2 separate regions of the Homo sapiens genome follow, and region 1 is linked to region 2. The links are chromatin loops, found by intact Hi-C in ENCODE. Cell type or tissue: A673. All regions are shown on one strand. Links, peaks and the distances in the headings refer to the core of each region. The heading gives the core; the rest is flanking DNA.

Region 1 (17,058 bases), core at 5,514-13,513, 2.0 Mb before region 2:
CCTGGGTGCAGGCAGTCTGAATCCAAAAAAGGAGTCAGCAAAGGGAGATAGGAGTGGGGCAGTTTTATGGGATGTGGGTAGGTAGTGGAAAATTAGACTTAAAGGGGGTTGTTCTCTTGTGGGCAGGGGCAGGGGTCACAAGGTGCTCAGTGGGGAGCTCCTGAGATTCACTGTCCAGGAGAAGGAATGTGACAAGGTCAATTGATCAGTTAGGGTGGGGCAGGAACAAATCACAATGGTGGAATGTCATCAGTTAAGGCAGGAACTGGCTATTTTCACTTCTTTTGTGGTTCTTCAGTTGCTTCAGGCCATCTGGATATATATGTGCAGGTCACAGGGGATATGATGGCTTAGCTAGGGCTCAGAGGCCTGAAATTCCTGTCTTCTTATGTTAATAAGAAAAACAAAACAAAGTAGTGGTGAAGTGTTGGGGTGGTGAAAATTTTGGGGGATGGTATGGAGAGATAATGGGTGATGTTTCTCAGGGCTGCTTCAGGTGGGATTAGGGGCAGCATGGGAACCTAGAGTGGGAGAGATTAAACTGGAGAAAGATTTTGGGGTAAAGGTTGGTGTTGTGGGGTTGTTAGAAGGAGCATTTGTCATATAGAATGATTGGTGATGGCCTGAATGCAGTTTTGTATGAACTGAGAAACTAAACGGAAGACACAAGGTCCAAATAAGAGAAGGAGAAAAAGAGGTATTAAAGGACTAAGAATTGGGAGGACCCAAGACATCCAATTAGAGAGTGCCCAAGGGAGTTTAGCATAATTATTTTGTTGGTTAGCGAGTTTTGGGGCTCTATCCTTGAGTTTTTTTATGTTGTCATATACCAGGCCAGATTGTTTTAGGTAAAAACAACACTCCTCATTTAAAAACATACAGAGACCTCCTTTTTCAGCAGTGAGTAAATTGAGGCCTCAGAAGTTCTGGAGGACAACTGCAGCTAAAGAGTCAACCTGGGCTTGGAGGACAGATAAAGTTTGTGATATATCTGTAATGCTAGCAGAGAAGTCATTATAGAGGCTGCAGAATGTTGTGACAGAAGTTGATATGCCTGCTATTCCAGTTCCAAGTGCAATAGTGGAGGCAGAAAAGTTCTAGACCCACAAGTAAAGGGATAACTGGGATGACTCTTTTTGTTGTGTTGGTGTCATGAGGGGGACAGGCAGTTGTTCATTCCTATCTGCAAACTGGATTTTGGGGGTAAGGAAGACTAGAGTACATGTGCCCATCCAGTTGGCAGGTAGGTGCATGTAGGTGGAAGAACCACATAAAAGAAGAGACCTTGTGTCAGGCAGAACTGGAAATGTAAAGTGAAAAGGTGAGAGGGTGTACTGAAAGAGGAGTCCTGCACCCAAAATCCTAGAGCTCCAGCAAGGGCAGCAGCCATTAGAGGTTGTAATGGGGATGGATAGTGCAACTCATAGAGGGAGAGGTTTGGTTTCCATGGTGTATAAGAAAGCACATAGTGTCTATGAGTAACCTTTCACTGCTATTCATGGGGCTGCATATAAGCAAGCAAGAGGAGGGGATAGGAGGAGATTCAGATGAGCAGGGGGAGGATAGCCAAGGATGGAGGGAGATGGAGGATAAGTGTCTTTCCAAACAATAGTGACTGCCAATGTTTTTTGGTTTGTCAGTAATGATAGAGGGCTCATCAGTAATGCAAAGTTGGAATACTCCCATCTGTTTGGTAATGTGTGTGGCTGGGTTCTGGAGATAGAGTAAAGGAACATTTGGATGGTGGAAGGTTGCCTAAAGGGATTCCAGTAGGCTATTGTTGGGAGATGCATAAAGGAGCAGCAACAGGGATAGTTGTTTGTGTGGTGAGGGGTCCAAATATTTGGGGGGCAGGGGGTAGAATTGACATAAGGAGAAAGTTGCCTTTCCTTCCTTCTGGAATAAGCCTCTGTGACCTGCACATATACATCCAGGTGGCCTGAAGCAACTGAAGAACTATAAAAGAAGTGAAAATAGTCAGTTCCTGCCTTAACTGATGACATTCCACCATTGTGATTTGTTACTGCCCCACCTGAACTGATCAATTGGCCTTGTCACATTCCTTCTCCTGGACAGTGAATCTCAGGAGCTCCCCACTGAGCACCTTGTGACCCCCGCCCCTGTCCACAAGAGAACAACCCCTTTTAAGTCTAATTTTCCACTACCTACCCAAATCCTATAAAACTGTCCCACCCCTATCTCCCTTTGCTGACTCCTTTTTTTTGGATTCAGCTTGCCTGCACCCAGGTGATTAAAAAGTTTATTGCTCACACAAAGCCTGTTTGGTGGTCTCTTCACATGGACATGCATAACATTTGGTGCCAAAGACCTGGGACAGGGGACTCCTTCAGGAGACTCATCCCGGGTCCTCACCCTCACTCCGTGAGGAGATCACCTATGACCTTGGGTCCTCAGACCAGCCAAAGGAACATCTCACCAATTTTAAATCAGGTAAGTGGCCTCTTTTTGTTCTCTTCTCCAGCCTGTCTTGTTAGCCCTCCACCCTTCAATCTCTCCCTTCCTTAATTTTGGTTCCTTTCCTTTTCTGGTAGAGACAGAGGAGACACGTTTTATCCATGAACTCAAAACTCCGGCAACAGTCATGGACTTGGGAAGACAGTCTTCCCTTGGTGTTTAATCACTGTGGGGATGCCTGCCTTGATCCTTCACCTTGGTGGCAAGTACCACCTTCCCTGGGTGGCAAGACCACCTCCCCCCACACTGTGTCTCTATCCTCTCTTTTCTCTAAACTCACCTTTTAACTATGGGCAAACTTCCACCCTCCATTCCTCCTTCTTCTCCCTTACCCTGTGTTCTCAAGAACTTACACCTCTTCAACTCACACCTGACCTAAAACCTAAATGCCTTATTTTCTTCTGCAATACTGCTTGGCCCCAATACAAACTTGACAATGGTTCTAAATGACCAGAAAATGGCACTTTTGATTTCTCCATCCTACAAGATCTAGATAATTTTTGTCGAAAAATGGGCAAATGGTCTGAGGTGCTTGACATCCGGGCATTCTTTTACACATTGGTCCCTCCCTAGTCTCTGCTCCCAATGCAACTTGTCCCAAATCTTTCTTCCTTCTCTCCTGTCTGTTCCTTCAGTTTCCACCCCAAGCTCTGAGTCCTTTGAATCCTCCTTTTCTACAAACCCATCTGACCTCTCCCAGCCTCCCCAGGCTGCTCTTCACCAGGCCGAGCAAGGTCCCAATTCTTCCTCAGCCTCTGCTCCCTCACCCTATAATCCTTCTATCACTTCCCCTCCTCACACCTGTTCCAGCTTACAGTTTCGTTCTGTGACTAGCTCTCCCCAACCTGCCCAACAATTTCCTCTTAGAGAGGTGGCTGGAGCTAAAGGCATAGTCAAGGTTAATGCTCCTTTTTCTTTATCCAGCCTCTCCCAAATCAGTTAGCATTTAGTCTCTTTTTCATCAAATATAAAAACCTAGTCCAGTTAATGGCCTGTTTGGCAAGAACCCTTAGATGCTTTACCGCTCTAGACCCAGAGGGGCCAGAAGGCCGTCTTATTCTCAATATGCATTTTATTACCCAATCTGCTCCCAACGTTAGAAAAAACTCCAAAAATTATATTCCGGGCCTCAAGCCCCACAATAGGACTTAATTAACCTCTCCTTCAAGGTGTACAATAATAGAGAAGAGGCAGCCAAGCAGCAATGTATTTCTGAGTTACAATTACTTGCCTCTGCTGTGTGAGAGAGAAACCCCAGCCACATCTCCAGCACAAAAGAACTTCAAAACATCTAAACCACAGTGGCCAGGCATTCCTCCAGGACCTCCTCCCCCAGGATCTTGCTTCAAATGCTGGAAATCTGGCCACTGGGCTAAAGAATGCCCAGCCTGGGATTCCTCCTAAGCCATGTCCCATCTGTGTGGGAACCCACTGGAACCAGCTCACCCGGCAGCCACTCCCAGAGCCCCTGGAACTCTGGCCCAAGGCTCTCTGACTGACTCCTTCCCAGATCTTCTCGGCTTAGCGGCTGAAGACTGACGCTGCCTGATCACCTCAGAAGCCTCCTGGACCATCACAGATGCTTTGGGTAACTCTTACAGTGGAGGGTAAGTCCACCTCCTTCTTAATCAATATGGAGGCTACCCACTCCACATTACCTTCTTTTCAAGGGCCTGTTTCCCTTGCCTCCATAACTGTTGTAGGTATTGATGACCAGGCTTCTAAGCCTCTTAAAACTCCCCAACTCTGGTGCCAACTTGGACAACATTCTTTTATGCACTCCTTTTCAGTTATCCCCACCTGCCCAGCTCCCTTATTAGGTCGAGACATTTTAACTAAATTTTCTGCTTCCCTGACTATTCCCGGGTTTTGGCACCAAATGTCATGTCTGTCTGTGTGAAGAGAGTCTACCAACAGACTTTGTGTGAGCAACAAGGCTGTTTATTCACTTGGGTGCAAGTGGGCTGACTCCTTTCTCGGACTCAGCCCATTTGCACCCAAGTGAATAAACAGCCTCGTTGCTCACACAAAGCCTGTTGATGGACTCTCTTCACACAGACGTGCATGACATTTACATATTAGACCTGAAACTGGTAGTCCTCAATTCTTCTGTGTTTAACATTTATGATTGTCTAGGTGAAGATGTAAAGAATTTGGTCAGCCAGTTGAAGATGAATTAAACCAATAAGAACAGTGACAATATAAGGTGGCAAATTTGTGATACTATTAAACTGGATAATGACATGAATTTAACCAAATGTATCATATGAAGGATAACTTTAAGTTCCTGCTTTGGTTTCAAAACATATCTTTCATGGATAGGAAAGAGGAGCGGATCCTAACAATGACATCCATGGAAATGATGTGGAGCTCTGAGTCATCATTTTGGTTATCATGAGTCAAGAGTGGGGATCAGCTTCCAATATAATTAAAGTATCAGTTTGCCAAAGTGCTCATATCAGAGGCGTGTGAACCAGAGCAACTGCATCTTAAATAGGAGCTGGGTAAAATGAAGCTGAAACCTACTGAGCTGCATTCTCAGACGGTTAGATGGTTAAGGCTTTCTAAGTCACAGGCTTTCTAAGTCATAGGAGGTCAGCACAAAATACAGGTTATAAAGACCTTGCTGATAAAACAGGTTGCAGGAAAGGAGCTGGCCAAAACCCACCAAAACTAAACTGTCTATGAGAATGACCTCTGGTCGCCCTCACTACTACACTCCCACCAGAGCCATGACAGTTTACAAATGCCATGGCAACATCAGGAAGTTACCCTATATGGTCTAAAAAGGGGAGGCATGAATAATCCACCCCTTGTTGAGCATATCATCAAGAAATAACCATAAAAATAGGCAACCTGCAGCCCTCAGGGCTGCTCTGTCTATGGAGCAGACATTCTTTTATTCCTTTACTTTCTTAATAAACATGCTTTCACTTTGCCTTGAGGACTTGCCCTGAATTCTTTCTTGAGAGAAATCCAATAACCCTCTCTTAGGGTCTGGATTGGGACCCCTGTCCTGTAACACTTATAGGTATTAAACAAGAAAAAGACCCAATCTCAAATACACTGGGTTAAACCTTTCTTTAATGAAGGACTTTTTAGAAACTTTCATTGCTCAATTTCATCCATGCTTTTTCAAGTGGATAAAGAACCTGTATTATTTTTCAAATTTATTTGACCATAGATCTGTTTTGGAATTCTTGTTCTGGAATTTAACAATTATGAAAACACTAGGCAAGATACATAACCTCTGAGAATCTTAGTTTGCTTATTTATAGAATGGAAATAATGATTCTTATTTCACAGTCTTGCTGTGAAAATTAAATAAGGATAAGGTTAAAAACACGCCACAGTGCTGGGCAAATAAACAGTGCTGAGTAGATGTTGTTGTTTTTTTTTAAGTTTTTTTTTCTATTGGTTTCTGGACAAAACCTTTAAAAGGATATTTAGGAATGAGTCCTACTTATTTAGCAACTGGTATGACTTGGGCATTTACCAATGAAAAAGGACATTGGTCCAGGAACAACCCTTGGTTATTGATCCTAATGATGTCAGGAGGGTCCCAAGTGATGGACACTTGGTGAGAGAATTAGAACTATAGCTTTTTATCAACTTTAGTAAAACCATTTCCATATTTTAATTCATATTATATCTATCCCAGTATGTATCTGTCCACTATCAGCCTTGTATATAGGCAAATAAGAGTATGTTCAGAGAAGAATGTTTAATGGGGTGAAGATACGCACTGTAAAGGTATATGAGGATCTGCTAAAGGAAACAGAGATGTTTATTCCAGAAAGGAGAAGACTTGGGGGAAGGGGGTGGGCATGAAAGCTGTCTTCAAATATCTGTCTTCAAATATTTGATTGTCAGGTGGAAGACAGGCTAGACTCATTCTGTGTGTCTCCAAAGGGTTCAATCAAGAACAATCAACGTGTGAAAGATTTAGGGCATGAAAGTTCAGCTCTACACAAGTAAAAGTTTTCAGAACTCAGAGTAGTTCAAAGAATAGCTGCCCCCATCAAGTGCTGAATTCCCCATTATTTTAAGATGTTCAAAAAGGCAATAGTCAAATGCCTGGAATGGATGTTGTAGAGAAGATACAATTACAGTTAGTCAGTTTTATAGACTCAACTGAAAGATCCCTTAATCCCTGAGCATCTTTGGTTCTATGACCAAAAGATGGAGGTTCTTAGTAGTAATTCTCTCACTTCTGTAAACTATATGCATTATGTTGAGTTTATTTCCATCTTTAGCCATAAAAAAGAGAGTTTTAAAATGCCGAGATTTGCCTTAATTCTACACATAAACATATTTTATTTACATATTAATACCAGTTACTTTAGTAAAGAAGGAACCAAAGGAGCATAAGAAAGATTCAGAGACATACAGAGAAAGAAGGATGAGAGAAACCTAGAAAAAGGAGGGAAGCAGGCAGAGAGAAGTTCTCTTATATTTTCCTGGCTCCCTTGACTAATCTTCATGCCTTCACTGCTGCCTCATGAAATTTTCCACCTCTAAGAAATCTGGGTTTTTCATCTATAAAAGGAAGCAGTTGGGTGTGATACTTTATTCATTCAACAAACATTTATGAAGTACAAACTTGATAAGCAGGCACTGTGCTAGCTCTCTGTGTGTGATGCAAAGGCACAGGTCTTTGCTCACCCTCAGCTTCTCTAAGCCCATGTCATGTCAATGACAACACGTCTGTGATCCTGGGCTGCCAGGTGTTGCCTTTGAACAGCTCACAGTTGCATTCAGCCTGAAACGGTTTGCTTCAATCATCTCAAATGAATGGCTGGTTGTGAAAGGGCTGTGAAACCTGGAACATGCCATCTGCATGCATATTATTATTATCCGAAAGTCTGTGCAGAAGGAGCATGGGGGCTTAGACATGGGAAAGAAAACAAATCACTTTTGAATTGCCACAAATTTTTTCTTAGGAATGACTGTGAGTTCTGATTCCTGCCATTCTCTTACTCCTTTTCCTCTCTTCCCTCAGGATTTTGGATGGAAAAAGTGGCAAGTCACTCCTTAAAATTGGTTACAAAAGTCTGCCATAGGCATGAATTTTATTCTTAGCTATAAAAATCTCATGAGAACATAGCCTGGGAGATGCTACCCATTAAGTGATATTTCTTATTGTAGATGGTAAAAATGAGCTGTAACCTTTAGGCTTTCTGGTGCATGTTATTAATTTCTCTCAAAAATGGCCTTTTATAGAGGTTGTGATATTATTAAAAAAGAAGCAGAGACCATCCTAATCAAGATAAACTAAAACAACAACAACACACACACACAAACACACACACACACACAATGGTAGAATGCATCAGAAAGATAGTCAGTGACTGCCATATTAGTTACCTTTTCTCCCAGGGCTACCATTAAATAGAAAAGCACTACAGAAAAGTTGGCCCCTTATATGGAAGAGTTCTGTGTGATTTGGTGAGACAGTGAATTTTGCTATACTTTTAATGAAGTACAGATTTGTGTTTAGGAGCATAGGCTCTGAAGCTGGACTTCTTTGATTCAAATTCTGGCTTTGTCCCTTTCTATATAGATGACTTAGGCAAGGAGCTTAAACTTTCTGTGCCTCAATTTTCTCATTTATAAAATGATGAGAATAAGAGTACCTGCCTCAAAAAGTTGTTGTAAAGATTAAAGCGCTGTTGTATGAAAAGCTCTTTGACCAATGCTTGACATATAATAAGTGCTAGATGTGTGTGTTATTATTAATTATTCTTAGAAGTTTATTGTCACAAGGCTTTAAGTTCTTAAGTAATATGAATGAAAAAATTTTGTCTTCCAAGAGAGTTGCTGTCTTTCATTTATCTTTGGATTGAAAATTATAAAGTGTAGCATTGCTTATTAGGATTTGTACTAGAATCACCTGCGCACTTGTTTATAATGCACATTCTGGTCTGCAACAAAATCAGAATATCTGGGAGGGTAGTCTAGAAATGTGTATTTTAAATCAGATGCCCAGAGGATTCTGAGGCAAATTGGAATTTGAAGACAATGGAGTAAAGCAAGCATGGCTGTGTTAGCTTAATCACAGCAACAATTCAGTTTCTGGAGGGTAAATTATGCACCAGCCACTGGGCTCTTGGGATATGATCTTATTAAATCCTCACAAGAGGCCTCTGAGGGCAGGTTCTATTATGAGCTCAGTATTTCAGATCAGAAATTGTGGCTTTCACAATATCTGGGTTAAATGATTTGCTCAAGATCTGCTGGTGAAGGGCACATCAGGAATGGAATTGGGTCTACCTGTTCAGAACTGGTATTCCTAAACATTCTGAACATTTTACATCCTGTCTGAACCCAAGCTCCTCCTGTATTGAGGCTTTCTGTTTTGGGGAATGTGACGCATAATATTCACCTCCCAGTTAGTCAAGGATGACACAGATCCACCTCCACACGAATAATATAATAGCCAATGTATATTTTCCTGAGCAGGGGCTGTCCGTAAACAGCCAGGAGGGTGGGTGAAGAGCAAAGACTGGGAGAACCATCTTCTGTTGGGTCATAGTTTATTTCATTTTCTAACATCAACTCTGCCAGTAGGGGGCGTCTGCTAAATCGACACCACAATTCTATGCCGTAGGAAGCTCGATCCTTAGACTCTGAATCCCTAATATTTTTTTTAAACAGATAGAAACAGATTTATACAGGAAGAATGGAAAATAGGGCAAGGGATATGTTCAGATAAATGTACTGTCACACTCTAATGCTGGAAACCTCTAATTATTGCCAACTCAAAGCATATTTATATAACATAAACCATGAACCAGGTGCTATGCTTGTCTATACTGAAATGCAAAAATGAATCACACAAAGTCTGCAAAGACCTGAAAATATATTAATAAGTGGCACTGTTACTATTATTCACCTCTCACTAGGTGTCAGGCACTGTACCAGATGAGCTACATATATTTTGTCATGCAATTTAATCCTTTTAAAAACTCCACAAAGTAGGCATTTTTCAGATGCCCTGAGGCTCTGAAAATTTAAAAAATTGCCTAAGTTCAGGTAGCTTTTCAGTGGCAGAACTGAGATTTAATCTGAGGTCTTTCTATTGCAATATAATATTTTCTGGTAACAAAGTAAGACAATTGCATAAATTATAATGCAAGGCCAAATAATGAGGTATCATTAAAACAACATAAACATAAATTACTAAGGTGGCTCAAAGAAAAGTACAAGTAGAGCCTTTGGGTAAAAGTGTCATGAAGTATATAGTAGAGGATGTAATGTATGAGCTGGGCCTTGAAATGTGGCCCTGGCTTTGGTAGAGACAGTGAGAAGGATCCTAGGTGATGGTGAGGAGGCAGGCATTCCAGACATGAGGAAATAATAAGCCAAGACATGGAAATGGAAACCATGTTTGGAGATACAAAAGAGTTCACTGTGGCAAGGGTAGAATAAAGGGACTGGACAATTTGGATGATAAACCTAAATGGTAGTTAGATCCTGTTATAAGGAGTTTGTACTTAATATGACAAGCAATGGTAGAAAGGAAAAAGCTGAGTTTTTAAGTGTGTCTGTGTGTCGGGGAGCGGGGAGGAATTTGGGCAAGTAGTGAATCTTTAAAAAAATTTTTTTTTATCAAACACTATGAACCAGATAATGTGCTATCAGATTTATAATAATATCTTAATTATTCTTTTCTGACCTTGTTTAGAAGCTTGCTGTCAGAATATATTAATCTGGTGGTTGTGGGAATGATGGATGTAGGTGGGGAGAAGGGGATTAGAGATTAAAAGTGGGAGACCAGTTAGATGACTATTACAATGGTGCAGATGAGCAATTCTGAGAGCTTACATTTCAGTTATTGGGTAGATCCCACTAAGTGTGCTGCTCTTCCCACGCTTCTCTGAGTGGCATGACTCCTGAAGAGCATTTCTTTTCTGGCTTCAAGTTCTTGGTGGTGAGTAAGCTAATTATGGGGTATAGGTTTAAAAATCATTGTTCTCCTCATCTAAAATGTCACTAGAATCTGCACAGCTGTCCAATGTTCCTTTCTTGAATTCAACACAAAATCTTGACAAGAGATCCTGATATATCTGCACTTATTTTACTCACGGAGAGCGTATGAATTTTTCCTACTTACCCTGAGACAAAGTTTACTCAGCTAAATTTTCAAAGATATCCTAGGAGAAATTGTATTTGTTCATAGTCCTATTACTATCACTTTCTCACAAAAGCAGGCTCACAGCAGACTTGCTTTCTCTTTTTTTTTTCCTTAAGGAAAAATGTGTTTAATTATTTTCTTGCCTTTCTCCTCTGAAAAACAACATGTTGCCTTAACTGCTAGTGACATTCAAAATAGTTTGGGAGGAATGACGCTGACAGTGATATCACTTTCCTACAGTTCTGCTTCCCCAGGCGGACTGAAAATGCTTTCAAACTACCAAAGAGCGTGTATGCATATATAATTCAAAATTCTCTTTCTGTGGTTTTATAAATACCCACACAAATTCCATTTCTATCTATTTAACACTTACGGAGTCTCCATGAATAGAGAAACCATTCTTTCTATTTAAAATGCATCAAGAAATATCCCATTGTAAGTAAAACAGAATTATAATTGCCTAACTAAAAGCTATAGAGAGCCCAGTCCACTGGGGACACTCCTTTATCCATTTACGATGATATACTCTTAAAATTATGGCCAAGAGAGTGAGATGATTTTATTTTATGGGAATTTAGCCTTTCTTACGTGTACAATTGCTCTGCAACAGTTTAAAACACAATTCATTCTCTACTGCATGGATTCTTGTGAGATACAGATCTATAGGTCAAGGTCTACAGAGTCACCCCACTATTTTATACTCTCATAGGATCAGTTTCTACCAAGTCCATGCATTGGGATGTTTGTAGTGGTCACGGGCTGGTGCTCACACATGAATCTCAATCAAAGATGAGAAGGTGAAGCTGTGTTACTTACCTGTGTGTGTATAATTAGGGGGAATAGATGCCACTCACCATTGTTTTCCATGAACCCCTACCACAAGCCATTCTAAAGGATGCCAATGACTGAAGCTTTCCCCAGGACTACAGGAAGGAACAGGACTGAAATCATATTAGATGTGAACTCCATATCAATGGGCCAGTGTTGGGAGCAGGCACATCTCTGCAGCTACACTGCTTCTTACTGAGTAAAAAGAGCTCTTCAGGAATCTAACCCTAGACCATCTCAGAATCTGAATTTTAGAATTTGGCTTGTAAAAAGATCCATGAATATGTAGATGAGGCATGTGTATCTTATTCCTTCAGGAGACTTTCCTTCTCAAATAGCAATAAAAATAATATCATGTATCCACAGGTCTGTACCATCTGCCAGTCCTGTGCTAGGTACCTTGTGCCTATTAACTTTCATTGTTTTGCTGCAAGGTGTGTGTCATCAGCCATTCAAAAAGAAGAAATGAGTCAGGTGGGTTAAGTGACTTTCCAAAGCTACATGACTAGGAGTAATAATAATAGTAATTAACAGTAGTAGTAACAGTAGCACAATAAAAACACTTATCGAAAGAACACCTACTATGCCACATTGTGCTAGATGCTGTCCCTGGACTAATTCATTTCATTTTTACAGCAGTCCTAAGAAGTATATCATATTATTATCCACCTTTAACAGATGAGGGATCTGAGTTTGTTAATGTGGTGGGCATCTGCTACCTTTTTGTTTGTTTATTTTGTTTGTTTGCCCTACAGTCTCTCATTTTCTATGCCCATTTTTCTGCTCAGTGGTGGACACTGTCCTAGACCTGGACAATTGGAATATTCTCTCCTTTGTAGTCACAGCATCTGGCTCAGGGATTAGCTCATATCCCAAACTAGCTCAGTGAGGGCCATTCCAGGGACTTGGGCTGAAATTAATGAGAAAGAAAGGTTCCTTTCTTTTGCACCACTAGTTATCTTGATAATGCAAGCTTAGGGTTGCCAGAGGAATATTTGCCATGACCTAGGGAGAATCTACTTGAGAAAACTCCAATATAAAAGAAAATAGAACAATGAAAGCGGTGAGAGAGAAAGACAGGCAGAGAAAGAGAGACAGAGAGAACTTCTCAGAAGCCAGATTAAGTCCCATTTCTGTTTAATCTGTTTTGGATTAAATCTCTTTCACTGTCAACCAATGAAACATTGCATACAAAAAATGGACACCAAGGATGGGATGCAGATTATGGATCCAAGGATGGGTTGGCTCATTAGAGGAGCAATGGGAAGCAGTATAAATTCACCCATCCCTATTTGTGAAAGCTGACCATAATTACTATAAACTGTCTTCTGGAATCTTGATTCAAACCACTTCCTACTGAAGGTTAAATTTTAGAGACTTGTTAGAAAAATATCAGGATGCTGGAGGGTTTGTGATTTTCTTATACCTTTTATAAACTGTTACAAGTAAGTTTCAGTCAAACCTGGACTGTCAGAAAGCTGAGAGAGAAAATACAACCTTGCAAAGAGAGGTTTTTTCAGTGAACATAAAGCAATCCAAGATACTTGAGATTCAAAAATACATATCCTGTAAAAAGTTGGAAAAGCTAAATTTTCTGGCCTTTGCCAGTCCACGAAAATGAAGGCAGAGGCCGGGCAAGGTGGCTCACGCCTGTAATCCCAGCACTTTAGGAGGCCGGGGCGGGCAGATCACAAGGACAGGAGTTTGAGACCAGCCTGACCAACATGGTGAAACCCTGTCTCTACTAAAAATACAAAAATTAGCTGGGCGTGGTGGTGTGCACCTGTAATTTCAGCTACTCAGCAGGCTGAGGCAGGAGAACTTCTTGAACCTGGGAGGCAAAGGTTGCAGTGAGCCGAGATCTCACCACAGCACTCTGTCTCAAAAAAAAAAAAAAAAAAAAAAGAAAAAGAAAAAGAAAATGAAGGCAGAGAAGCAGGAAACTAGTAATTACTTTCTTATTACTACTGTAACAAATTACCACAGATTTCATGACTTAAAAGCAGCACCACCCCATTCAGTTCTGGAGGTGAGAAGTCTAAAATCAAGGTGTTGGCAGGGCTGCACTCCACACAGAGGCTTCAGAGGAAAACATTTCCTTGCCTTTTTTGGTTTCTAGAGCAAAGCTTGTCCAACTCATTGCCTGCAGGCTGCATGCAGCCCAGGACAGCTTTGAATGTAACCCAACACAGATTCATAAGCTTTCTTAAAACACAAAATTTTTTCTCTCACTCATCAGCTAGCATTAGTGTATTATTTTTCTCTCACTCATCAGCTAGCATTAGTGTATTTTATGTGTGCCCCAAGACAATCCTCCTTCTTCCAGTGTGGCCCAGGGAAGCAAAAAGATTGGACACGCCTGTTCCAGAGGCTGCTCACATTTGTTAGCACATGACCACTTCTCGAATTACTACAACGTCTTGCTTCTGTGTCACATTTTCTACTACTCTCTTTGACTTTCCTGCCTCCCTCTTATTAGAACTCTTGTGATTATTACATTGGATCCCATCCTATAATCCAGGATAATCTCCCCGTCCTTAATTTAATTAATCCCATTTGCAAAGTCGCTTTTACCAGGTAAGGTAACAATTCACAGGTTCTGGGGATTAGGATGTGGACATCTTTGAGGGTGGTCATCATTTAGCCCACAACAGTCAGCTAGAGGCATTAGGGACCCTCAGATCCACCCAGGTACCTCCTAATATGCACTTTCCTTGTGATCAAAAGAGACTGGTTACCTGGTACATTGTTTAAATCTTTGTTTTTGTTTTGTTTTGAGATGGAGTCTCACTCTGTTGCCCAGGCTGGAGTGCAGTGACACAATCTCAGCTCACTGCAACCTCTACCACCCAGGTTCAAGCTATTCTCCCCTCTCAGCCTCCTGAGTAGTTGGAATTACAGGCACGTGCCACCACTCCCAGCTAAATTTTGTATTTTTAGTAGAGGTGGGGTTTTATCATGTTGGCCAGGCTGGTCTTGAACTCCTGACCTCAGGTGATCCACCCACCTTGGCCTCCCAAAGTGTTGGGATTACAGTTGTGAACCATGGAGCCTGACCTTGTTTAAATCTTTGGATCCAAACAAGTACAAAGCCAATTCTGAATTTACCAGTCAAATTAGCTATTGAATTCAGTTTATGATTCTTTGAATTAGGTTTCTGTAATCTCTAACCCAAACATGCCTGATTTGTACACTTGCCCAAGGTCACACAGGAGCAGGCTGAATCTCTCCTCTTTACCCTATGAGGGTCACTGATGAGAATGCTCATTTGTCCTCTATTTGAAGGGGACTCTTAACTGTCAGCACTCTCCCTCCCAGCCTCCACTTCAGCCCATGTTGGCCACAGGGTCCTATGTTCAGGGCCACACTCTTCTCTAATCCTCACCAAATACTCAGCCTGTTTCTTCCAGTGCTTTTCTTTAAAATGATATTCACTGGATCACTAGAAGGCCAGGCTCTAGATGCTAGAGCCACAGAGATATACCTTTCCTAAGGTGTAAGAAATATTTTATATTTAGAGGGAGAACAGATAATTATCCCCTCCCCTGCCTCCAACATTGAAAAGCATGCTTCTTGTAAGATGCAGTTAAATTTTGAAATTCTGTTACATTAAACCCTTAATACTCATGAGCTACCCATAGACTTCAGTATTGGTTTCCTGGGATAAACCATTATTTACTTCAGGAAACTGTATCATTAGAATGGCAGCCATTATTCCATTCTTGGCATAAAAGTAAAAGGAAAGCATGAACATGGCACACGATAATCAATTTAATCTGATTTATACCAGGTGGCAGGCAATTATTGTTTTGTGAAATAAAATATATGGCTGTTGATTGATTTTGTTGTGTTATGATAGTCTGTATTTCTGTAACAGTTCACTTTAGCTGGGACGGCCCTTCAATTTGGAATTTTAATCCCTGAAGTGAACCAATTGGGATGATCCTGTCTCTTCAGGCTTGTTTAGGGTTGCACATTCCCTGGGTCATTGCTCTATTCCTTATAGAAAATTCTATGGGTTATTGGTAGGATTGTGACTGTTGTATGTCAGTCTGACTAGGCTAAACTAAATTTCCCTGAATTTTCTTTCCTGAATGATTCCTGAAAAAGAAACGTGAGCCAAAGTAAACATTGTTCTGTGAGCTTGGTGGGGCGGAAGTGAAGCAGCTATTTTGTAGCTGGCACACACTGCTGCCCGTCTGCTGCCTCACCTGGTGCATGGGCAGCAGCTGGGCCTGCAACTGTTCCACCTCCCTGGATCTTCCTCCAGCTTCTATGATCCTGGGCCGGGCTTCTTTGGGAGGGCATTCCAACCGCTAAGGTCAGAGGCACTGAGAGCCGACGCGGGTTTCAGTTTGCCCCCGTGTGTCCAGCTTATACCTGGGAACCCAGTTTGTTCTTGCTCTCCCCCTTTAAGTTTCTATCCATCATCCCTTCCCAACTTCCTGCCCTGCAGACTTCAGGCTCCAGCATCAAATGCAACAGCAGACATATAGAGGCAGCTTCACTGGCACCCACCATTGTGTAAAGTCAAATCCCTTCTGATTGATCAATCAATTGATCGATTGATAGATGGATTGCTCCATCTCTTAGTGGTTCTGCCTTTCCCTTCCAACCCTAATTGAAACAATACCCCTGTCCCAACTATGTAAGTCAATGTTTGTTTAAGATTGGCTTCAAGCTGCCAGGATCAACATTTTTCTTTTAAATGTATTTCTTGTTTTTATTCAGTGCTCTGTGACCATCTCTTAGCCATAACATTAGCTTGTGGCTTGGCTTTTCACATATGATTAAGATTAAAGATCAAGATTTTATGACTTTTCCCCAAATCCTGATTCTGGACCTAAGATAGCCTTAACATTAAGCATTTGGTATTGGACAAATGGAAAGTGAATATTTACATAATTTTATTTTGATTCTTTATATTCTTATATGAAAATCTTTTCATTACCTTTTTTTTGGCTTTAGATTTAATAATGGTTACATTTGTACAATGTCCTTTAGCATTAAGAATAATAACTAGGGGCCAGGTGTAGTGCTTTATGCCTGTAATCCCAGCACTTTGGGAGGCCAAGGCGGGTGGATCACCTGAGGCCAGGAGTTCGAGACCAGCCTGACCAACATGGAGAAATCCTCCCCGCTACTAAAAATACAAAAATTAGCCAGGCATCAAGGCGCATGCCTGTAATCCCAGCTACTCAGGAGGCTGAGGCAGGAGAATCTCTTGAACCTGGGAGGCAGAGGTTGCAGTGAGCCGAGATTGTGCCACTGTACTCCAGCCTAGGTGACAAGAGCGAAATTCTTCTAAGGAAAAAGCCACAAGATCCAGTAAACTACATAAAATAAAACAGTCATGTTTCATACAGTGAACATTCTGCAATTGTATTTGAAGTAAGGATGATAGTGCAAATTCTAACATACTTTCTAAGTCATAGGTTGTTACAAATAATGGGAGACAACTTACCTCTTTATGAACAAAATAGCCTATGTTTTATCTAGTAGTTGGATAGACTCATCTTGTTGCTAAATGTGTCTCATGTTGCCGTCTACTTGTAGGAAAAAATAATACACGTTACAAACCATTTACCCGACCTCCATTATTCCCTAGGGCAGCATAA
Region 2 (17,058 bases), core at 3,074-11,073:
TTCTATTAAAAACAGAAAAGTAGTAATTCAAATGAGTTTTGATACAGGAGTTCTTTTACACACCCATTTTTAAAACACCACAACCTCCATTAACTTGGGCAACAAATCATTTATCACCATACCACATTGTGTCACAAATATATTCAAGCATAAGGATTATCTGGTCCCATCTCAGACTCTCTGAAGGATAGGCAAGAAAACCTTTATCTTTAGCTAATGCCCCATGTGGTTATTATAACTAGACTACTCAGGAAAATAATGAACAAGAATATAAGTTCCTCAAGAGTGGAAATGACAAAGTGTCCAATATTATGCTACTATTTAATATTTTTTTAAATGAGAGAATCAAGAGTATATGAAAGACTGTACAAATGAAAGAAGAAATGAATGATGGGCACACAATTCCACAAGTATTAAATAAATACCTTTCTGTTAATGTAGTTAGCTAATTTAGCCCTTGATTTATTGAGCAATATTTAACACATCAAGCAAAGTAAAGCAAAACATGCAAGTGACTAATAAGGAATTTTGTGGAGGTGAGCCCTCTGAGCTGACCTAGGAACTGAAAGATGCAAAATCTTTTCATCAGTCAGCTTTGGCCTTTATAAACTAGCAGAGTAGTCAGAGAAAGACTGAGCAAAGCTGAAAACTGTAGATTACATATTTTGATCGGCATTTAAAAGATCAGTTTATCAATTACAGGACCTGTTTAGAACCATGTGTGTATGTGTGTGTATATTTGCTTACTGATCTATAGAAACATATTCATTGTTTATCAATACAAATAATTTGCAACATGAGGTTTATTTAGCTTTGTCTACATATAATCGCTATAAATCTATGGCCTCTAAAATATCTGAACTATTTTATTCTTTTTTAAATAGTGATATGTTAACACTGTGCTGGGGATTTCCTCAGTTTGTGTAACAGAATACAATGAGAAGGTGTGCTGAGATTAAATGGAAGAATGTGTGCACTTGTGTGCGTAGGGTCTTTCAAGAGTGTCTCCATATGTATGAAGTTAGTAGGGAAGAAAGTCAGAAAAGAGACAATGAAATAAATTGATGAAAGAGGGTAGCAAGTGTAAGACAGAGGGCAAGTGTGTCCCGAGATCATTAAAGTCAAGTCAGGGAGATGAGAAATGAGGAGGCTGGAATGTGCTGTGGAAGCCTACCCAACTCTCTCCTGATCTGTCCCTCTGCTTCGATTCCCAGACATCACACTGCCTCAGCTCCTGCTTTCTCTCTGATGTGATTCCATGTAAGAGATCCAGCACCTCCCATTCTGTGTCTCTTTTTTTCTCACTGTCTGATGGCTCTTGAGCCTGCTATGCTGCCATGGGAACCTGTGGGAGACAGTAGGTGCCCATTACATTTATTCCCTTTCATCCCTTTTTGAAAATGAATTAAGCGTTTTCTGTTTAGGCTGGCATAAAAATGTGTTCTGACTCCAGAGTCCTAAAATTTGCACATTCAAGATATTTAATTTAACATTGAAAAGCAAGAAACATGTGGCTGCTAACAATGTCAGCCTTGAAAACCATACTCGCAAATCTTGGTCATTAACAAATATTTACACAAGTATGATCCCTGTCAGCAGTCAATTTCTTCTGTTAATGAGAAATAGCTGAGACTAAAAATAGTGGCAGTATATGTATCATCATGACTAAAATGATAGGCTCTAAAATCATACGTATGTGGGTTCAAATTCTAGAACTACCAAAATATGTGACTTAAAGAAGTTATTTTACTTTTCTAAACCTTGGTTTCATAAATCTGTAAAATGGATTGTCAGAACAGGATAGTCTAATTAGATAAAAGAAAGAGGTTAAATTAGAAAGTTTATGTAAAACACTTATTACAATGTCTGGTACACTAAATGTTCAATACATGTTTGATATTTTTAATAGCAAAATGCTCTGTCCTAAGGAAGGTAATTTTGGCAATAAAAGAGTCAGTGTTTTCATACCTATCAAAAATTACATACACACACATCCTCTCTAATTTTAATGCCATTAACTTGGAATTTAATTCCTTGTCACTACATAACTACATATAGCTGATATATTTATATAATGAATTCATTTCCAAATAATCCTATAAATGAGATAAGAAAAGACATTTTCAACAAGTAGAGACAAACTGAGAATAAATAATTCTCTTTTAAGGTTACATTTTGGGATCAGTGAAGTCAAATGACTTGGTATTTTTATCATATAATGCACATGATTTGAAGAGGAAATTAGTTTGTATACATGAGTATTACATTGATTTATTCCAGATATCACCAATCTTAATTAAAATATTCTTTGATCAGAGTCTTTCCATTTCTCATACAGAAACAAGCTCTGCTATTAGAATGTACACTGCACTTTTAAGGTTTTATTTTATATTTGATATACAGAGTAGTTATGCTACAAAACAGGATTTTATGTCATTCATAAAGAGAAGTGAACTGAGAAAAGTAGTTTTTTGGCCTTTTTAATGCTATTACTATGATATTTCAGTGCTCATACTTACCATATCTAATTAGTAAATTGCACAAATACAACAGGAGTTTGAATAACATGTTATGAATTTTCATTTGTACACATGTGGCTTTTGGAGCTCTGCCATTTCCTGAAATAGGAAGATTGTTCTGAATAGTAAACAGTAAGATTTTCTGTTTTAGCTCCAACTTTAATTTGTATCTGGCTTGAGAAATGTGATCAAATTATCTAATCAAAATCTTTGACACCGTCAATGGGCTTTTTAAAAATAAAGACAATATTGAAATGAAGCCTGCAAATTAATCTCATTATCTGCATAAAATTGAATTGAGGACTAAAATAGAGCTTGTGCCTGGCAAAGTTTAGTTTTCAAAGATGATGTTGACACACACATTTTTTCTGTTCCATAGTGGTCCTTGGATTAATTTCAAATCTGATATTTAAAATGAAATAAAACGAAGACTAAGTATCTGATCCCAGAGCAGTCGTTTTCAGTTTTCTCCATCTCAATGAGATAGGACAATTTTGCATGTGTGTATGTATGTGTGCGTATTATATCTATCTATAAATATACCTATACATATATTTTATAGATATATAGATATACATTTTCATTAAAAATATAGACTTCTTTATAAAGAAATATATTGATAATAACAAACATTTCTGTAAAGACCTGTGTGTGTGAGATACCTTGAGAATAAAATACCTAGAATTGTTGTCACCTTGATCTTCAGATTCTAAATGCTTTCCATTTTTACCAAAATGTCAAATTATTTTTTGTGTAAAAGAGAAGGCACTCCTTGCAAACTGCCAGATTGTATACCTGATTGTTAAATACTGCCAAATTTTTGAGGCAGACAAAACCTAACTTCTTATATTCATGAGAAGTATTTATCCCACCAGAAAGATGTGCAGGGTAATATCACCTTGAATTTATAAGAATTGACTATCAAAATACTTAATTACTCCCTTAAACAGTAGCAAAGTCCAGGCAAGTTTTGGTAGTATCATTTTACAGATGAGCAAAATAGAGATCTGTGATGTTAGAAGCTAGCGAAAGGTAACATAGCTAATAAAAATGGCAGAGATAGGAACTAGATTATCAAATTTTGGTCCCAATATTCTTTCACTGTGCTTTCCTACCCTCTGACATTTGTGCCTACAAAGCAACTACTTACTTCTCACCAGCTATCCCTCAAGAGAACCTTGTGTTAATGCAAAGTGAACTTGTTTTATAAAATCAATAACACTATTAATGCATTGTAGGCTTTTTAGTGAAATAAATTTATAAGCCTAATAATTAAAGATTATGTCTACCTTAACCCAATCCTTTTCTGAGGGAAAACATCATCAAGGCAATTCATACAAATAAAATTGAATAATGCTTACACGTGAACCCCTGTAATTTATAAGACAACACATTTTTTAAAAAATTTAAAGTCATGCTAAAAGAAATTACATTTATAAAGCCATCTAAATGTCTTTTGAATTTGTCTTAAAGCACACTGTCATACTTTAAGGCAATATTAAAACAGAGTTGTAAACAGGCAGACTGCAAATAAAATGGCCATTGGTTATCATGGTGATTGTAACAGAATTATCTGCTGTCAGGAATTTATTTTTAAAAACTCTGTGAGAAGTGAATTCAGAATTAATAATCAAACAATGCAAGTGGTGGTCTGGGTTGTTTATTTCAGCTTCTCATTTAAAATATATTTAAAAGATTAAAAACGTGTCAGTGTGATAGACAAAATAGTTTTGCCAAGTTAGATAGACATACATACTAAACATTATATTAAAAAATAAAGAAAATTATATTACATGTAAACTTTTTCAGACAAAGTTCTATGCCATGTGAAGGCACTCTATTTTCCCTAAGGGTGCTGATATAGATAGCTCTATTTACAAGGTTCAATGCAATGTATATCTCTTTCAAGCTTCAGGGATAAATTTAAAATTGATAGAGAAGTAAAGAGCTAAAGCTAGTGTATGTGAGTGTAAGTGTCCACATCTAAGTGTGTGTGTGCGCCTGTGAGAGAGAGGAAGAGCACTAATGAGGAAGCTCGGGAGATAACCATTTGAGAAATACACTGTAGATTATCTACACTGTAGGAACTTAAATCATACTCATAGCAGTTCTTTAGGATGTTCAGGGGAGAACAATAACAATGGAAATATCCTTCAGCAGACTAATGTTTTTATGTAGCTTATATTTTTTTCTTCAAAGAATAAGCTTCCTTTTTTTCTACAAAGAAAATGAATACTTATCACAAATTATATTAAGAAAACATTTATATAAAGTGACTTTGGAATACTGTACTAAAAATCTTTAATTTGCTTCATGTAAAATTTAAATTAAGGAGCTGATCAGAACATTGGCTAGTAGAATTACAACTGGGTTTCATTTTCAACATCAGTATTCGTTAAGCCACATTATAAATTATAAAACCATACAAATACACAATATTAAAATGGTTCTCTCATTCACAGTTTCAGTAGTTACATGTGCTCTCTCAGGAAATATAAATTTGCATACAGCCAAATTCTGAATCAGGAAACATTTTACTTTGTGATCTTCAAATGCATCAAAAGGAATATGAGAATGTAAACAGGAAGAATTATTTGAAAACAAGAATTATTTGAAAATATTGGCCTGGAGAAAACTATTTTGCTTTTAACATCTTCGTAAGCCTGTATGATATATGAACAAATTTCTGAATTAATTAATAACACATTATTTTACAAGGTAAACAGACATTCAAATTTGAGCTTAAAAATCTTGACCCTGGGTACTTTGTCAAGAAAGTTCTCTAAAATCTGTTAAATATATGTAATTATATTACTGTACATTTTAGTACTATGAGTGTTGAGAATTGTAGCTAATAGGATCTGCCTTTTCCTTCAAGTAAGTGATGATTGTAGGCTAACTTAGCCAGCCCTTTTTTTTTCCAGTTTCCTCTTGCCTGTTAGCAGTCTAACAGAAGTTTGCATTATATTATAAATTCCTGCAGAAATTCTTCTGCTTAGTGCATATTAATGCCAAATAAAATTATCATGTGTAATCTTAGTTCTTTGGATGTAAAAGGACTGTAATATTTACATGTAGTTCATTGTTTATAGTGAACTATTAATTAATTAGGTGGCTTATATTGTTGCTCGCTCTGCCCTGTGGTTTCAATGTTCTCTTCATAGGAATTGAAGGTATGTGTTCAGAAGGTTTCTGTTAGAAGAATGTAAAGAGTTCATTTTTCAGATTCATGGGAAAGTACAGATTTGGGGATGGAGGAGGGCATTTGAAAAAGAATAAAGTAGCAATCCTAGTCAGAAAGTATATACTACAGCTGTATTGCAATCTGCCAAAACAACTGTGCCCTATTATGTTAATAAAACAAAAATATCACTTTGTGATGTGGGTATTTCCAGCATCCCTTCTTGTAAATAGAAACCACCACCCACAATGCATTGTACTTCTTGTGAAATATGCAGATGCGATGTACAGTAATCACACACAGAATGTGTGGGTGATGTCACCTAAGTGTGGGCTGGGTACACTTTACAATGCATTTTGGATTTGTATTCATTTAAAAACAGCATGGTATTGCTTTTTGATAACACTCATAATGGAATGGTTTTGCTTCTTCAGTGGGTTTTCACTTAGAACAGGAAAAGTGCTAGATTATGATAACATAAGAAAACAAAGCTAAGGCCTATTCTGGGGAAGAAAATGGGTTGCTAGGCTTATTGAACTGGTCTTGTTGATCTTAAGGAAATAAATAAAGAAGTAAAGAAGAACCTCTTTCAATAGAATGTCACTTAACTTCATTTGCAGTATTCATGGAACTGAATCATAAAAATATCATGTGTTAGCATTGCCCTGTATGTCCCATGGCCTTCATTAGCTTACAGGAAGCTCAGTGGAAGCTTGAAAATACTAACAGAAAAAATGACAGAAATCAGGTATGCTGTCCTCTGGTTTTGCTTTAAGATAATCGTAATAATAAAAGTTTGGGTTAGGCATCCATTTATATGTGAAAAGTAAAGAACACTGAGCAAGGCAGAATCCAGAAGCCAAGATATAGCCAGCGATGTTTAAGAGAAAGAGCCCCGGCTGTAAATGTGCACAATATTCCACATTATATACATGTCATTTCTGAGTACTGTTGGAACGATGCGGTGTCAAATCTGTATGACAGATTGAGGTGAAAGCTGGGAAGAGAGAGCTTGTGAAAAAGCAGCCCTGACTGAGTGGGGCATCCTATAGGATTTATCCTGCAGGCTAAGTAACCAGCTTCATCTCATAAAAGGAAGAGGAGAACCGGGATAATTGTCTACTAATTTAACTAGCTCATTTGGTCATTGTATTATTTAAATTGTATTCAAGTGTAACAATGCCATCTAGTGATGAGATTCTAAACTGATCTTTTAACTGAAATCCTGGTTAAGGTTAGAAGGCAAGTGTTTGGCTATTAGATAGCACTTTAACTTAATATTCTATGAAATAATAGAGCACTCCCAATGTCTGTTTTAGTGTTAGATAAATTATCCATACAAGATAACACAAAGGACAAAATGAACTCCCTCCCTTTTTTGCCTTTTTATGCAGCCTTATTTTTATGTGGGAAGTTCATGTTCAATAGTAAAACATCCTATGATTTTCCATCAGTCTGTGACCTGAGTTTATAGCATCTCTGATATTTTCTCATTCAATAGATCTTTACAATCAATTGTACTGAAAGCATATCTTTTATTTAACCTTTGCTTTTCGAAAACAGTATTTGTAAAACTTTAGCTAACAAAATGATCATTAGTTATTTCTTTTCTTTTACCCATCTCCACTTTTTGCTTCCAGCATAAAACCAGCTCTTCTAAAACATGGAGGTCAAAGTTCTTCAAGATCATAATTCATGTTTCTCCATGGCAATGACTACTTATCACATCATCCTGTTAAAACTTGAAAACAACTTATACCTTTATTGAGAGAAATATAAATTTATAGGAATACACATTTTAATTGTAATTGCTTGCCTGAAATTTGGGCAAAAGTGATTTAAAAATAAGAACTGAAATAAAAAAAGAATAAGAACTAAAATCAGTGGAAATAGATTTTAGGATTATCTTTACTATTAGTTAATTATATAAGCTTAAATTTAAGAGACAGGTTCTTCGGCTTCAGTTTCCTCTGGGAAAAAAAAATGTGTGGATCTGACAAAGTAATCTCTAATATATTTTCCACCTACAAACTTCTGGGCCCGTTAAGTAGCTGATAAATAAAATTTTTAAAAGAGTGGAGCAACAGGAAGAGTTGACTTTGTTCTACTTCTGGTCTTTGTGGCTGCACTCCAAGACTTTGAACTCTTCTTCAGCAGATGTTTAACAAAATGTGTTGTTTGATAGATTATCCTTAACACTTTAGGCATATCATCTATAGGCAGGGAACAGAGTAAGGGAAGATATCCCAGTGCAGGATAAAAATGTATAACATTCGAAATATTGCTTCACATCAATTTTTATATCAGCTATATTCTAAAGTGTTTTATGTAGACATATGACCCCCAAAATTGAAAAAAAAATGTTATGGTATAAAGATGTTGCATCACCCACTTTCCCCTCACTCAATAATGTGTAATGACATGGTACCTTTCTTTTTTAATGTTTCATGCAGAAAACAAATTTTATATTCCAATCCCTAAAATTTCAGATGATATTACAAAATTTTCTCAATTGTCTAATATATAAGCTTTTTCGAACAGGAAAGGTGCTACCTGATGCCATGGAAACCTACATATATTTTTAGTTTATATGTAGAAAAATTAAAATATCCTGATTTTAATAGTAATAAACAGATACTAAGACTCCCTTTCTGATAAATAAATTAAAAAGTCAGCATTATATCTTCTTAAAAGAGCTAAGGGTCATTTGTTATTCACTTATTTTTTGTTCTGTAAGTTTCCTTATGTATCTTTCATCTTATCCACCATAGTAACAATATTAAAATAAATAGCAGATTTTTCTTCAGTTTAACTATTATAAAATGAAGTTACTTTTAGTATATTGTGATTATTTACCTACTTATTTTTAGTAGTTGCATATTCTAATTCAGGATTATTAGTGAAGAATAGGTGAGTGCAAGTCCAAATTATTTGTCATATATATATAAATCTGTACTCGGTTATAGGAATTTTTTTTAGTAACAAACCAAACAACACGAAAACATAAATAAGGCAGGTATAATCTCTGCCTGATAATGTGACTTGAGAGCAAAACTTGGGAAATTACAGCTCCCATTCCCAGTTAAAAGACAAAGACCAAATACAATAAAAACAGATATGCGTGTGGTCCAATAACAATGTTAGGAGCATACCTGTTGGATTTCACAATAAATATTTTCGTTGAAAACATTTATAAACTAAATTGTATATTGTTAAAGAAAATATTCATTAAATAATTAATTAAAATCAAGACACATTTTATGTTTTAAATTCTTCCTCCAACTTTTTACACTTTGTATTTTTCTTTCTGCACATGCTCTCTCTTGCTTGTGCTCTCTCTCCTCCTTTTCTTTCGTTGCTTTCTTTCTATATTTGTTATTCTTATATGATTTCGAACAAAATATATAATTTTATTGATAAATTATCTGGTTTTATGAATTTTCTTACTTTGTTATGTTTTTTGGCCTGAGCTACAATAACAGCTGTAAATCCATAAGACTTTGAATAATAATGCATGTGAAGAATTTTAATTTCTTTGAAAAAAACTTATTTATTTGAGGTTATTAGACATTATCATTCTGATAACCTGCGAGATCTTATAAATCTGATTTTTTTGGCTTTGTCAAAGCATTTTTTTTTGCTTTAATACATGCCAGTTTATTTCCACAAATTGTTCATGAGAATGAAAAACTGGCTGATAATTAGTTCACTAACATATTTTACAAATATTTACTACAATCAAATTCACCCTCTAAAATCTCAATATAAATTTTAGGATATATTGAATCATTTTGAAAAACCACAACCTCTCTCTTGCTGCTCTATCGATGTGGTGCCTAATTACTACTATATTTACTATTTATTTCACCTAAACGTCTCTATGGTTATAACAACACAACCTTGATTTAACCAATTAACAAGTAGAAAAATCAATAAAACAACTAGATGTTTTTCAATATATTGCCACAAAAGATATTTAAATTTGTGTTTTTTTTAAACCTGACCTCAACTGTTATTTGAGTAGCCTGATAATATTGATAAGTTGCAGTTTTGTGTAGTAAACAGAACCCGTATGTTATAGACTCTTGGGATTGAAGCAATAGGCCTAGCTTATCTGTAAAAGGCATGATTATACATTACTAAGCTACTCAAACGATTGATTTAGTAGAATTACAGAGAATAGAATTACTCATCTAATATGTTTGCTTTAAAGATGGCAAATAAATTGGTTTATGGGAAAATGTTTCATTACTCAAACTGCTGTTTTTTAACGTTATCTAGGAAGATTGGTAACATACAACCAGTGAAAAAGAAGAGTTGCTAAAATAACTAATGAAGTAAATTTTATAAATGTGAATAACTTAGTCAAAGAAGGTTCCTGCCATCATCATCCTGGGATTCAACTGTTTGTCAAAGATCTCAAGAGTACCTCCTTCATGTATATGAAATAAATTTAACCGTGTTATGAAGTTGCAAATAATTTACATACTGACAAATATGATTTTTGAAATCACAAATTCTATTATTTAATTAAAATAATTTATCAATACATTAATTTTCTTTGTGATTGACTTTGTAGGCTTCTATCCCTAGAAAAAAGTTAAAAAAAATCCCAACAAAAAGAAGGTATTTACATTCAGTTTTATTTGTATATTCAAAAATTCTTGTTACTTTCTAAGACATTAAAATAAGATTATACCTAAAGTAGCAAAATTACAACAGAAAACTTTTGTTCCTTTTTTTTTTTTTGATTTATTTAGCTCACCACTCAGCTAGCCAAAAAGTGTCTGAAAAGTAAGGGGAGTCTACACTGCTAGCTAGTCATGACATGGACAATTTAGCGATGTGATACAGGAAACAATTTTTTTAAAAAATAACATGTAAATGAATAGTTCAAACAAATTATGTTAACATTTCTTTCTTATCTTTAACTTTTTAAGTTACTATAAACTATTCTTTGATTTGGTAGCGTACTTCATCATTTCTTTCACTGATCATTTTCTTTTCCCTCTTTTCCTTTTTCTGAACAAAAATAAAAGTAATTTTAGAAAAAAATTGACTAAACTGTATTTTGCTGTATATGTTTCAAATAATGGTTATTATTACTAATGACTTTAAAATATATACATATGAGAAAAATATCAATAATTGGCAAATGAATCTAGAAACATTCCATGAGAGTATATGTTTTAAATATAAAGAATTTTTCACAAAAAAGTATGTGAATGGACCATGATTGAAGTTCAAATGATTCTAGTAAATGGCCTTAGATATAAACTTAGTTTCTTATAATTTTCCATTGCTTTATTACACTAACGAAACAGCTTTAGTTAGGGTTCCTTATAATGTGTAGCTCCACAAGGACCTATTTTTTATACTTTGGCTCCATCTAGTAGAAACTGAGGAAATTACTTGAAGATGTGACTTCCCTTTTTGTAGGACTTCGAGCTGCATGTCATGGTAATGGAAAATAAAATAAAAGATGGCAAATAACCTGCCTTTATTATAATGTGGCATGCTTTTATTTGAAAATGTAAACTACTATTCTATATTGTGTCATATGCTTTTTACCTAGAGTAAGTCAATTGTTTACTATTTTAACCAAATTCAGGATTTTGCTGTCTTAAATTTTGAGAGAATAAAAATGGTTTTAATTCTTGTTCCATCACTTTCTCCTCCAAGGTTCTGGCTTTATAACAGCATAGAGTCAACTTTCCTTCAAGATAGAAGGTAAAAAGTACTTTTACTACATTTTCAACTCACACGTGAACTAGCTGAGACGTTTATACAACAGACATGGAAGCCTGTTTAAAGTTCATCTTTGATGGGGAGCAGGTATCGGCTAAATTTTAACGAGTAATCATAGCAAGGTTATAGACTTTTTCATATTTTAAAAAATTACCAATACCTTAATAGTTCTTGGATTCTCATATAAAATATATTTTCTTCCTTTTTTGTTGCTTTTTTTTTTTTTTTTTTTTTTTTGGTTCTTGAAGGTCACAGTAGTTCCTTGACTGCTAAGACTACAATATCTGCAATAGAATGTGTGTTTTCTATAATTGCTTTAAACAGGTAAACACCAGTGCTCTAATCAAAATGACCATTCAATCTAAACAGAAAACTACTTTTTTTTTTCCAGGAGAACATGTAGTATTTAACAAATGACATCCTAAGGTTGTAAAGGAATGGATAATTTAAAGTAGCTAATGGGAATGACAATGTTAGTTGTACTGCCCCAAATCTAACTGCCAATAAGAATGCCTCTGTAGTTTTACCACCTGAAATACTTCCAGTATAGGCAGCTAATCTAACCTGCAACACAGCCAATTCAATCATTGCTGACACTTTCACCATCAACACTGATCACTGTCGCTCAATCAATTGTGTCATGAGGAGCCATTGATTTCAAGATGGCTAAACTGATTGGATAACCATGAAATGATTCAACTGGTTAGTGCCTGTACATATTTCCATACTTTGCTTATTGGTGGGAAGCACAGTAAATTTCAGAGATGTGACTAGTGAACCGGTTTGACTATTTAAAATTGCAATGCAGTCTTCTGAGTAGAGAGAAGGTCATTTCTTTTGAAAGGAAAACTTTTTGAAAAACGCAGTGGCTGTAAAAAGTTATGCTACTCTCAATTTGATTTTGAATGGCTTATAAAATAAACTTTTTATTTTAGAGCAAGATTAGGGTTACATAAAAATTGTGAAATTCAAGTTCCCTCATATTGCACATCCAATTTTCTCTATTACATTAGTAAATAATACATAGATTCATAAAATTCTCTCTAATTTGCTCAATTGTTATTAAATGTTTTCATCAATTGGACTCATAAAATTGCATTTTATTAAAAAGGGTTATTTTACTCTTTGTTAGTGTTATGCAAATCAGCTTTTATGCATTCTTTTTAGGTTTCGATACCACACAACTTTCTGTAAGTTGTTTTTTAAAAAGCAATTTTTGGCAATATAATATGTGCAAACATTCAAGTCATTTAAATGTACCTAGTATTCTGCCTTTAAATGTTTGGCAAAAACTAAGTAAAAAATACCTTTGACCTATATCAGAATAGAAGATGAAAGACATTTTAAAAGAAGTACTTCATAATAAAACATCCTGATATACTGGTGTAGAGCTAACATGTGATAATCATCAATGAACATTTATTTTTGTCACTATAAAAATAACTCATGCATGTGTAAAAAAAACTCTGAACAATACAAAATTCTATAAAATAAAATATAAAAGTTCTTCCACTCTTAGTCCCATTTTCTAGCGTTAACATTTTATTTCATTTTTGTTCTTTAGATTGTCATCAAACTCTAAATACTATGTTTTTACTCCATTTCTGCATATATCTAATGTAGGCAGGATTTACTGCAGCACAGATTAAAGAATTGAGCATATTTGTACTAACTCCTTTCATTTGTTCATGCAAACATTTAGTTTCCTTATTTGTCCTTATTTTTCTCTGTGAGGAAGATACTTATTTATTTCTGTTACTATTCACTTTAGCCTGTGTAATGACCACTATGTCAACTAAGAAACTGGCCCATATATATACTTCTCCATATGTGGTTCGATTCACTTTCACTTCTTGTGGGTTTTCAGATCTACAATTACTTTATGATTCAAGATTATAGCATCTATTTATTGCCTAAAATATATGCAAACCTTTGATAACCTGTGTTTATAAGTTGATTATAATAATTAAAAATTAATAAAGTAGGTTTATAATATAAAGATAATTTAATCATTATTGATAGCCATACCAAACCCTTTTTGACCTATACAAAATGAAACATAATCTTTATCATTAAGTGTGTATCATTCAAAAGAGAAAGTGCCAAGTATCAAGTTCAAATGAATTCTTAAGCTGTATTCATTGAATAAAATTACATTATGTTTTAACTTGCTTTGTAATAGTATTATGCTTTTTTGTAAAGTTTGTCACTTTACTTTGTTCCTCATTCCTTCTCTCTTTTTTTTTTCCCTTGGTGTGTGACTGACTAGGCATAAGAAAATCTTTCATTTTCTTAGCCATAGATGTGGTAACCAATTGCCAAAGTTTTCCAGGGTAAGTCTATCTAAATTTTGATTCTAATTTGCATTAATTTTTTCAAATATGTACATATACATGTCTTTCTATTCATTAAAAAGACTCAAGAGAGAAGTTTAAAAAAACACCTACAATTCTATCAATCATAAAATACTAGGAGTCATAACTAACTTTACTATTTTGCATATATATTTCCCAATATTCTGATTGCATATATCAAGAATGAGAGTAGCTATTGATATAAAAATGTCAATAGATAGGTATAAAATGTCAATAGATATAAAGTGGCTACACTATGTATGCTGTACTGAAAATTATACATATATTACATACTTGAATTTAATTAAAAACACTTTAATTGAGAGGATTCTGGGAAGACGGTGCCACTGGCAGAATCACTCTCAATCTTTCTGAATTGACACACACACACACACACACACACACACACACACACACACACACAGAGAAAGAAAAGAATATAGAAAGTAAACAAAACCTACGGGCATTTAAGGCACACTAGACCTCAAGGTGATTCTAGAACCATTCCACACGCCAAATTAACAGGTGAGACAAATCACCAAAAGTCACAGGGCCATATATAAAAAATAATAATAATTTATCAGCATTTGATGCACTGGAGGGAAAAAAGAAGAGCTAGAGACAGAGAGATCAGTTTAAAATTCTTTGAGAAAGATACATAAAAGAATGAGAGCTGGATTAGGTTAGGAATAGGAAAATGGGAAGGAAATAATAATATAAGTACTTAGTAAATGTTTGATGATCTCTATAAGCCAAGTCTGTGAAATTTACATCTAATTGAAGAAAGAAGTAAAGGAGATTAAAGCAAGAACCCAAATCGACCATTTCGGTTGGCCCTGTTACAGAAAAGAAATATTTTGGCAGAAAATGCTTCCTCAGTAAAGCAAAGCCCATCAGTTTCAGTGAAGCATTTCTGTTAATAACTTGTCAGAGGGAAACGGTGTGGATGTTAGGTATCCATGCCAACATGTGCCAGTTTCTCACTTCTCAGAATATTTTGCCAAGGTATAGATATAGAATGATTTCAGACTTTCACAGGCAAGGGAAAATGGACTGAAACAAGACTTCAAAAAATTTGGGCCACCACATTTTTACCTTAATATTAAATCCAGAATCATTCACTTCATTTCATTTATGACAATTTTCCACAGTTGTTTTTAATTGGCATGCAGGGCATCCATTCATTTAATGAACAATTACCAACTTTTAAAAATCAATCCATACTGTGTTTGGTAGTAGAAATCCACCCTGTGCAACTTGTGCTAATTAGAATATTTTGCCTTCTTAAAAATAAAATATTTTACTGCCATCTGCTGGCATAAGGTCATAATAATTCTAGAAATCTAAACTGTGAAGGTGAATGTTGCATCCTGGAGCTGTTCAAAGCAACTGTAAACTTCAGTTCTGATAAGGGTGCGTGTATAAATGAGGGCAGCTTTCTAGTACATGTATTCCTATACTTCCCACAGCCAGTGTCATGTAATCCCATTTACAGATTTAACATAGTACATCCCATTATGGCCAAGAAACAGTCACAACATGAAAATATTATTTTAGGGGCCCAATCCTGTTTGAAAGGGGAGTGTTAAATTGTAAAAAGAAGCAAAAAAAAAAAAAGCTATGAAAATAAAAACAGGATCTCAGGAACCAAGTCTCTACCAGATCAAACAAGAAAGAACAAAGTCCTGTTGCTGAGCCTCCATTCCATAAATGCCTGCTGCCCTCGGCCAAGAGCAATGCTAGGCATCAGGCAGGAGTAGAGGCCATCAGGGAAGATGAAGGCTCTAATCTGAAGATTTGTAAGGCTATTTTATACTCACTAACTCAATGTTTTCACATTTGTAAAATGTTTGGAAACTTACATCAAATAAAATTTTATATAAGATCTCAATTTATGCAGAAGAATAAGTTTCTGGGTGAAGAAGAGGTACAACAGAAGAGCAAAGCCTTGTCTGCTCACTCTGCTGTTCATTTTCCACCGCTTGTGGAAACCCTGACTGTCCAGAGGCCTTCTATTGGCTCCAAAACAGATCAGGATTTCTTACAAACCTCTTTTCTCCTTGGATTATTTTTTACTGATCCAATGTATTTATAGCTTATATTTCCTATGGAAAAAAATTATTATAAAGTAATCTCCAAAATGTGTACAAATTTTCATAGAAAATATGTTTTTCTTGAACAGAAATCTATGAAACAATGATTTTAATTTGACTTGAATGCACAGATATCAGAGACTAGAGAAACAGGTTTAAAGATTTGAAAGTACCTTCAAAATTATATTTTAATATGTCAGGAGAAATAATCCTGCATATTACCATCACGTTGATAATGTAGCATATTAATATATGTACTACCTTATCCATATACTACCATTACATTTACATTGCCCTGGAATATAACCATTTAGGCACAATTGCTATCTCTCCATTAAAGGAAGTAAGAAACTCATCTATTGTACAATTCTAAACTGTGAATCTTTTTTCAAGTTAAAACAAAGTCAAAGATGGAGCCCTACAGAAATAGGAGAGAGAAATTTTGATAAGAAAAGAAAGATGGGGGAGAAATGGTGTGATTATTGCTCACAGTAGGGAGAAAAAAGAATTGAGTTAAGGGGAGTGTAAGAATGTCATAGATTGGTAAAGTTGAAATAAGAAACCATTTATTCAATTTTTCCCAATTCTGTACCTGGAAAAGACTTGGATCTATTCTAGCATTGTTAGTCATATATGTGGGTCAAACATCATTTACATTCCTTTTTGTTAGGCCATTGAAAAGGAATGATAGATTGAGGCTCATGGTTGTTTTTCCTATATTTTCTATTTACTTCAAAAATCCATATATTGCCAACTCGAATGTACTGAAATTGACTTAATATAGCTATGAGGTTAATATTTCCCACACATAAGGGAGAACAAGTTATAGTTAATGGGAATTAACTAGTGGTTGACATGGAATGTGAATCTAGTTGTCTTGATTTCAAAAGTCAAGGTCCTTCAGTATCAAAATCATGTGTCTGTCTTCACTGACAGAAATCTCTAGAATGTCTCTATTATTCACTGTAGCATGGTTACATCTACAGGGGCATATAAATACATTATATATTCATTATGTATTTATTATATATATTCATTACATATATATATTCACAAATCTCACCATTTAGAGAGAAATCTTATTTTATAAGCCTTAATTATATCTCTCATGATTATTGTATTTTCTGAGAACTCTAAGAAACTGCTGTTGAAGTAGGTTAGTA

Evidence for each region. Peaks named below come from ENCODE experiments on the same cell type or tissue, not always from the same donor. Only the 100,000 strongest peaks of a DNase experiment are listed, where the experiment ranks them.
Region 1: a loop joins it to region 2, with 2.6 times the contacts of the local background. A loop is called at or near these places in 7 of 110 quality-filtered maps.

What each region holds. Positions count from the first base shown.
Region 1 is chr2:157,328,323-157,345,380 of GRCh38, reverse strand. No RefSeq gene overlaps it. Among named protein-coding and RNA genes, the nearest start is that of ERMN, 11 kb to the right of the region's middle. In A673, for the core only: CTCF peaks have their summits at 8,844 and 9,046 (motif pointing right); a DNase peak (open chromatin) is centred at 9,060.
Region 2 is chr2:155,367,189-155,384,246 of GRCh38, reverse strand. The region is part of intron 1 of LOC105373699 (a long non-coding RNA gene); the gene reads right to left. Among named protein-coding and RNA genes, the nearest start is that of KCNJ3, 680 kb to the right of the region's middle. In A673, for the core only: a CTCF peak has its summit at 6,889 (motif pointing left); no DNase peak of the experiment used is centred there.